Linked DNA regions of Homo sapiens: region 2 is linked to region 1. A link is a contact called in ENCODE Hi-C or POLR2A ChIA-PET data. All regions are on one chromosome and are shown on one strand. Each heading gives the region's core, a stretch centred on a gene start or an enhancer-like site at or near the end of the contact. The rest is flanking DNA. Distances are from core to core; before and after follow the strand shown.

Region 1 (4,306 bases), core at 456-2,955:
TATCCCCGGTACAGAAGGGGGACCTACTGTAAAAGCCAGAAGACCCTGTGTGCAAAGAGAATATACAATGTAAATCCCAACTCTTGTATGGGATTCCAAGGACATTGATTTTTCTAAGACTCAGATGATGCTGTTAAGACTCTCTGACAATTCTTTGTGCTTTGGAGTCTTATTCATTCTTCATTCATCAAACAGTTATTTCGTATCAGGTAGGATGCCTTTAGCTATGACCCTGGCTTAACTATTTTAGATAGGAAGTGGATTGTTTTCTCTCTTAATGATTCCTGAAGTGGGGCAGTTTCAGGGTGGTTATTTCAGGGGCTCCGTGACACCTCAAGGACCAGAGTGGCTTTGATCTTTCTTCTCTGCAACTCAACATGTCAGTTTTGTCTTTGACCGACTCACTCATGGTCACAATATGGCTGCTGAGGTTCTTGCTCTCACATATAGATGTAGAAGATTGAGAAAAGGGGGACCCGTGTTTTCCCATATGTCATTTTTTAGCAGCATGGAAACTTTTTTTCCGGAAACCCTTCAAGAGACTTTCCTTCATCTCTCATTGGCCAGATAAACCCATCCGTCCATTCCTAAGGCCATCAAAGGCAAGAAGCATTGGGGTGACTGTGATTGGGTTAGTTAGTGGCTCCATAGAGAAGAGTAGGTTACATGAGCAGACTTAGGACTTTATTACCAAGGATGGGAGGAAGAGGGTTTGGGCCAACAACTGGAAATCTTGCTACACGTTTAAAAAATATTTTTATTATGGAAAATTTTAAACACGAGGGAGAGTAGCATAGTGGATTCCCTATTATTTGTCTCTTAGTTTCTACAATTATCAACATTTTGACAGTTTTAGTTCACCCTATCCTCCCTTTTATCTCTGGCTAGAGTATTTTATTTATTTATTTATTTTTAACATAGTTTTTGTTGATTAATTGATTGATTGATTGATTGAGACAGGGCCTGGCTCTGTTGCCCAGGCTGGAGTTCGGTGGCCTGATCTCGGCTCACTGCAACCTCTGCTTCCCAGGCTCAAGCCATCCTCTCACCTCAGCCTCCCGAGCAGATGGAAGCATAGGCGTGTACCACCACGCCCAGCTCATTTTTGTATTTTTTGTAGAGACAGGATTTTGCCATGTTGCCCAGGCTGGTCTTGAACTCCTGGCCTCAAGCAATCCACCCACCTCGGCCTCCCAAAGTGCTGGGATTACAGATGTGAGCCACTGTGCCTGGATGCTGGCTAGGGTACCTTAAAGTGCATCTCAGATATATATCATTTTTTAGGTGCTCTGGACATATATCGAGTACCTGCTATCTGCCTAGTTACAGCCAAAGAAGATATCTGTTTCGGGGACAAGAAATTAGTGAAAACTCACTGGTATTAGCTACTTTTTGCTGCAAAAGACAAAATTCCCTGAAACAAAGGAAAAAGGCAATATCCAGGAAATGGAGTTTTCTCCAAAGCTTTTGTTTGTTCTGGCTGCATCTGACATCCTTTCGATGTTAGAGAACAGGTGTCCTGGGAAGTCCGGGTGGGGAACAGGGGATCCTTCCTACTCCCCGAGACAGACGTGGAGCTGAGTGGAAGTTCCGCATCTCGTTTGTCATTTCCCTTCTCACGCTGATGAGGCCAATGCTTTCTAAGAGTGGGTTTTGGTTGGGTGACACTTGTTTCTGCATGTTAATAGATTTCTGGGGTAAGATAAAGCTCGGTGATGTCACCTGCAGGTGTGTGAGCCTGTGGTAGCAGTCTGCTGCCTGACATTTGCTTCACAAGGCGTTGCTAGCCACATCTGTCCTCAGCTGTGAGAGTGTCTGTATGCACCAGCAGGCTGAACAGAGAGATGTTTGTAACCAGAACAGAGAGTCAGATGTAACAAGCTGACTCTGGGCTGCGTTGCAAACACATGTACTTTCCCTATGGCGTTAGCTGATTCGATTTAGTTATGGAACAAAATACAAATGTTATTTCTTTAAAATATCACGGTGCCAGGCAGAGTATATTTCCTTACACCTTTTTCTGAGTTTCTTAAGCCCACCTGTTTTATTACAGGTTTAAAAGACCCCTCTTCCTCTGTGTGTCTCAAACAGGAAGCCTGCCTTCTCATTTTCCTTCAGTTTTGAAATATTTAATCCTTTGAAGAGAGTTTGCATGCTTCGTGCGAGGCGGTACCTTTGTATATAACACAATAAAATTCGCCACTCATCTACATGCGTTTCTCCATTTCTATATGACAATTAAAGGTCAAATTGCAAAGTTGAATCAGTTATAGCTCTGCGTTTAGGATACGTTCAACCTGAGCTGATTTTATCTGCCTGGGCTTTGTAAAATGTTAGTATTTGCATAGTGAGTTTAAAAACAGAAACCTTTTGCATAACCATATTTGAAAAATCCAAAACAAAGAGAAAGAGAATGGACTGATGATATGAAAAGATGCCATTTGACCGGACGCTGTGTAGTCTGGGTGGCTTTTGTGGCAGTTGTGCTGCTTCTGAGCGTAGCTTTCTAGAGTGTGCGAGTGGTGGCTAGATGTGCTTTGTTTCGTGTGCTGTGCATTTCAGTGCTATGTGAGGATCCATCTGACCCCAATACATTTTATTTGACATGCACAGCTGGGTTGCTGGAGGATAGTTCAGGCCATTAACAAGAAGGCAAAAGAAAACACAGACAATCTATTCATCAGAACACTATGAAAGGGAGACTTATTGGGGCAAGCTCTGGCAAGAGCACACCTGGAGGAAGGAGAAGGAGGAAAACCAACTGGGTGCCTAGGGAGAAGGGCGGAGGAAATGCAGCTGCTGTTGACGGCAGCCGGCTGCATGGAGAGGGGCTTTGCCAGTGGTGAAACCCGATTCCATTTCCAACTTGTGGAATCGTATTTTAGGATGCTCTGCAAACAAGAGGGTTGGATGGCAGACATAAGGTCTTATTTGCTGAGGGGTCTTTGCTCACCAGGCGCTTGGCACCCCAGCAGGACCCCAGGCTAAGGAGTGTGATGCTCACCTTGCATCTGAGGGTGGCAACCAAGTTCCTGGCCTGTGGGATCAATGCTAGGACTCCCCAGGCATCCCTCAGACTCACCGAAGAGGGAAGAGAGGAGGCGGCTTCTAGAATCCTTGGAAAGCCATTTCCTTGCCCTTCTTCAGCCACAGAGATGCCCCAGTAACCTCAGCCCGGTTCTCACAACCTGCCTACTCCCAACCCTGTCTTTCCCTTCCTGCTTCCTATCTGTGACTTTGCAGCACTGGTTTCACATTTTGTGCTTTTATCCAGTATAAGATTTCCATTTGTGTGTGCTGTGGGGTTGTCGCCTAAATAGCCTTTTTGTTTTTGTTTTGAGGTGGAGTCTTGCTCTGTTGCCCAGGCTGGAGTGCAATGGTGCCATCTCAGCTCACTGCAACCTCTACCTCCTGGGATCAAGCAATTCTCCTGCCTCAGCCTCCCAAGTAGCTGGGACTACAGGCACCTGCCACCACACCTGGTTAACTTTTGTATTTTTAGTAGAGACGAGGTTTCACCATGTTGGCCAGGCTGGTCTTGAACTCCCGACCTCAAGTGATCCATTCGCCTTGGCCTCCCAAAGTGCTGGGATTACAGGATTACAGGCATGAGCCACCGCGCCCAGCCTTGAATAGCCATTTTCTAATCCTGTGTAGAGACCCAGGAAAAGGCTCCACCGCAGCTGCAGTAAGAGGCTGGGGTGTCTGTGCATCACCTTGGTCATTTGGACCTTTTCGGAGTGGCCACTCTGAGCCTGGCCTGGGCTGAGACATTGCTTGCTGTCCCCAACTTGCTTACTGGTCTTCGGGAAAAGATCAGTGTGTGTACTTAATTCACCACGATGAATCTTGGTGCAGAAGATGGAGTGCCTGGGGTACCCAAGAGCCTTCCTTTCTGGCCAGAACTCTATCCAGATCTTCAGTGCAGAGACCAGGAGCTTTGGAGAGAGAGACTCGAGTTCATGTCTAGGTGATCTGCTGCAAGTCAAGCACATGTGTAGAAGAGCACTCAGGAAGTGGCAGCCGGGCTTATCTGCATCTGGGGACCACAGAGGGAGCTGGTTGTTTAACACGGCCCCCTGTTATCCACTGGTTCCCCTGTTCTCACAGATCGGAGTCCTGCTGGAAGCGAGTGTTACTCTATTGAGCTGAAGTCCACAATAAATCCTACAAGAGCTTCTAGGAGTAACAAGGCATACGCCTGTAATCCCAGCTACTCGAGAGGCTGAGGCATGAGAAGAGCTGAGGCACGAGAGTCACCTGAACCCTGGAGGCGGAGGTTGCAGTGAGTCGAGATCATGCCACT
Region 2 (4,306 bases), core at 921-3,420, 170 kb after region 1:
AGGCTCGAACTCCTGACCTCGTGATCTGCCCACCTCAGCCTCCCAAAGTGCTGGGATTACAGGCGTGAGCCACCGCACTTGGCCCCTTGTTTTTTTTATTGAATAAGTACCTCAAAGCATAAATATAATTATCTTAAAATCATATATCGTTATGGTTATTGGGACATCTGGACTTTCCTTTGTTGTAAGATTGTGTTCTTTCAGGTACATTTAAGCTGTTTTCTCAACTGTAAACATCTTATGACCATGGTTCATGACTGGCAAGGAATGTGCCTTGCTAGTTTTAAGATGGAGTTGATTTTAAAATGATGTCACCTTGGTTCTCCTGTGCTCCTATTTCTCTAACAGCTTTATTATATATTTCTTAGGCTGGGCACAGTGGCTCACACCTGTAATTCCAGCAACTTTGGGAGGCCAATGCTGGCAGATCACTCGAGCCCAGGAGTTTGAGACCAGATCCAGCAACACAGCAAGACCCTATCTCTACTGAAAATTCAGAAGAGTTAGCCATGCATGGTGTTGTGCACCTGTAGTCCCGGCTACCCAGAAGGCTGAGGTTGGGAGGATTGCAAGAACCCAGGAGGTCAAGGCTGCAGTGAGCCATGATCATGCCACTGCAGTCAAGCCTGGGTGACAGGAGTGAGACCCTGTCTCAAAAATAAATAAATAAATAAATATTTCTTAAGATTTTTCTACATAGACAATCATGTCTTTTTGAGTGGAGTCAGTCTTACTTACTCCTTTTTGTTTGTTTTGGAGTTTTTTTGAGACAGGGTCTCACTGTGTCACCCAGGCTAGAGTGCAATGGCATGATCTTGGCTCAGTATACCCAGGCTCAAGCAATCCTCCCACCTCAGCCCTCTGAGCTCCTCGGCCTCCCAAAGTGCTGGGTTTGCAGGTTTAAGCCACTGTGCCTGGCCTACTTATTCCTTTTTAATCTCCTTTAATTTCCTTTTCTTGCCTTATTGCCCTGGCTAGAATCTCCATTTTGGTGTTGAAAGGAAGTGCTGATAACAGAATCCTCATCTTCTACTTGAACTTAAGGGGAAAGCACTCAGCCTTTACCTTTAAGTATGATGTTAGCTGACATTTTTTGTAGATCCTCTGCAGGAAAGTATTTTTTTAATTGGCTGTATGGCTGCCCAAATCTATTTGAGGCTTTTCAAGAAAAGAAAGGCGAATGGATATGGGGAAACTTCTTTATGCATTCAGCTCTTTGTCTTAGCTGTGTGATGCTTTATCAGGAAATAGTCATATCTTTTCATTCAAAGATTTAAGTATGGGATGTTGTTGATATTAAATGTGACCATGTGTGATCATCCATCTTTATAAACAGCATGCTTGGGAGGGGCAGGTTTTGCCAGGGAACTAACTCACTCTCAGTCCATTGGGAGGCAGTGTAGCCCATGGTTAGGGATGTGGGCTCAGAGGCCTGGGCACCCTGTTCCAACTCAGCTCTGCAACCTTGTCCAAGTTACTGAACATTTCTGTGTTGCAATTTCCTACCTGCAAAATGAAGATCTTAATAAAATCTACTTCCAGAGCTTCTGAAGACTTAATGAGCAAATACAATTAAGTGCTTAAAACAGAGCCTGTTTTCTGGTGCATTTTTAAGAAGGACTTAGTTGGCATAAGACTGTATTTACACATAGGTTTTCAGTAGCATGTTTATTGCCTGAAGCAAAGAACAGCCATATCATTTTTTAAATCCCCTCCTGGAACCTCGTATTAAGGTTTTTTTAAGATGAGAGAGTTGATTTCTGTTGTTTCACAATATTGTTTGTGCAATACATATATTTTAAAATCTTGTGCATTGCATAGGCAATTAGAGGGTTATAATGGTTGCCAGCAATACTCTCGAAGTTAATGCTGTCTCTGCACTTGGAGGCCGAGCCAGAATTTGACCTTCTGATGCGTTCATTTTGACCACTTGACAGCAGAATGGTGTGTAGAGCCTATACTGCTCCTAGGTCAGCCCATCTGGGCGTGAGGATCACTGTGAAGCCCGCAGTTGGCTTCAGCCTCTTATTTCCTACCAATAAACTCTAATTCAAGGGGACAGAGGCTTCTCAGTCAGTTGCTTTCCTATTCTAGGAATGCTGCCTTTCCATCAGCATGCCCCAAGACCTGGGTGCTCTTCTTCCTGCCTGGGGCGGGTCTGGAGGTGGGGCCAGGGAGCCTCTTGCCAGCAGGGGTGAGGTTACACTGAGCCTGCTCCAATGTCCTGCAACAGCACCAAGATATTGACATATAAGGAAGAGCACTTGGGAGCTGGCTGGTAGGCCTTCAAGGGGCCTTTCCTCTTCACTTGAACTTGTTGTGGTTTTTTTTCCTTTTTCCTCATACTCTGAGGGGTGCAGTTGTAGCCAGCTTTGCACAGGGCTTTCTGCAAAGTTTCCCACCTGAAGTCCCTTCTTCAGGCAGGGGTCTGCATTGCACAGCCAGTTAGTTTTCTGTCCCTGGTTTTCTTTTGATCAGGCCAGTGAAAAACTTACTCTACACATTGAGTTTAAAAAAAAAAAGCAATTAAAAAGTGCCCTTGATTCTATTTGGACACATGTGCACAGTGTTTTATTCTTCTCTGCCTCCCATGCAATGGTGGGGGATAGTCGGTGCATGATTAGGAGGTTAAACCATATTAACTGGGATTTCCTGGTGTTGTCCTTTACAGTGGAATGGGTAGAGCTTCAGCATCTCCTTCCAGAACTTCCAGAAGTGTCTGGCCAGCTCTTGTCCTCCCCCTGCCAAGATGTTCTGCTGCAGGCTGTTCCCTGAGAGTTGCATGCATCTGCCACACCCTTTCAGTTGTAATTGTGACACCAGTGCAGAGAGATATCAATTCAGGGAGCAAAGCAGACATTATCCTTTCCCTCGATTGTCATGAGATGCCCCAGTTAGGTGTGGATCCCGAGGCACCCATGACATTGTCCTCCAAACTGTGCCTGCGGCCCCAGGTGATGTTGCTAAATTATACATGGGTAGAGGCTTTCAGCAGCGCTGTTTTTCCACCGGAGCACAAAGCACTGTGTTACAGCAGGGATTTTACATGTGGATCTCCAGGCCCCGCAGAAACCGCAGAGCTGCAGGGAAGCAAGTAACTATTTAACTGAGAGGGCACGTCAGGGTGTGAGTTAAATACAAATGAGAAGCAGATACATTGAGTGTAACTTTCTATTTGAGTTATTTCCTTGAGCACAAAAAAAAAAATGCTAAAAGTTTAAGTATTAAACCCATGTGGTTTTCGAAACAAAGAAAGTCAAGAAGGAACAAAGAAAAGTTTTACGGGCCACATTTAACTCTCCTGTCTGGTCAGATAAGAATCTGAGACCTTCAGCTCCTCCTAAATGATGGTAATTACTAGTTTTGTGATTCGGTATCTTTCTGTTCTCTGTGCCTTCTTCATTCTTATTTTACTCTAGTTATATTAATATGTCCTCACTTCCCTCCAACTAAAACACAAAGCAAAGAAAAAAGACTCGCTTCATTAGAGTGATTGAAAGACTATCTTGCACAGAGTAGATGCAGAAAAGCTATTTGTCACATGCATAAATGACATCCCCATCACTCTGGATCCTATCTCCAGGTTTATGTTAATTCCTCACATATATCAAACATGGCAGCTAGTCAGTGCCAATTCTTGAGACATAACATGTTTGAGAAACACTTTGGAAACAAATGGAAGCTCCTGACTGCAAGGGAAGGAAGGAGGGAACGTGGGCTGGTTATGTTGAGGATTAGATTCAAGTAGTTTGTTCTGGTATTTTGAATTCTTCAGGCAGTAAGTGACCCAATCAGAACAGCCTCACTTGATCTGTGCCTGCATTCTCCCCTTCACGTGTTTCTCTAACGTCTGTGACCTCCATTAGTATAAATTAATATAAGCATGGAAACAGGGCTTCTCTACATGTATGATATTTATTCATCTAACAAGCAGTTTTTGCAGGTCACAGAGGCCAGCCTACAGAAGGTTCTGCACTGTGTCCATGCTTAATGTAGTACTGAAAATTTGGATGTTTGCCGTCTGTCTTGCTATTAAGTTAGACTCTCTCACAATATCCTCAATGGTGATTTTTCTTCTGTCGATTGGACAGGTAAAGACCAAGAAGGAGGATTTTTTCCATGCCTGGAACTCGTGTCTGCACCACGTGGCTTCTCTGTCCCTGGCACACACTCACCGAGGTCAGTTGGCTCCTGTTGAATATTTGTAATTGAGTGACTCAGGGGTCTACGGGTCCCTGGAGACACAGCTCTGCAGGGAAAGGACAGTCCCAACACACAGGGAAGGGACAGTCCGTGTGTTGAATTT

Evidence for each region. A loop is a pair of places that touch in the nucleus more often than their neighbours do. ChIA-PET counts read pairs that join two places held with the same protein, here RNA polymerase II (POLR2A). Pooled maps may share reads with other maps.
Region 2: a loop to region 1 is called in a map with no recorded cell type, with 4 times the contacts of the local background. The contact joins two enhancer-like sites. A Hi-C loop is called at or near these places in 2 of 168 maps with a recorded cell type or tissue (heart right ventricle and psoas muscle), 17 of 37 single-sample maps with no recorded cell type and 8 of 50 pooled maps. POLR2A ChIA-PET finds 5 or more read pairs at or near these places in 2 of 52 experiments (H1 and activated CD4-positive, alpha-beta T cell).

The regions. Positions count from the first base shown.
Region 1 is chr2:110,856,791-110,861,096 of GRCh38, forward strand. The region is part of intron 10 of ACOXL (acyl-CoA oxidase like); the gene reads left to right. Among named protein-coding and RNA genes, the nearest start is that of ACOXL, 130 kb to the left of the region's middle. RefSeq lists an enhancer at 2,464-2,981. Within about 2 kb of position 1,706, at least 2 of the 41 ENCODE cell types and tissues checked have a DNase peak (open chromatin) inside an H3K27ac peak, as active enhancers do.
Region 2 is chr2:111,027,536-111,031,841 of GRCh38, forward strand. ACOXL (acyl-CoA oxidase like) reads left to right here. Exons shown (of 18, transcript NM_001142807.4): 15 at 4,092-4,179. Among named protein-coding and RNA genes, the nearest start is that of ACOXL-AS1, 86 kb to the right of the region's middle. Within about 2 kb of position 2,171, at least 3 of the 41 ENCODE cell types and tissues checked have a DNase peak (open chromatin) inside an H3K27ac peak, as active enhancers do.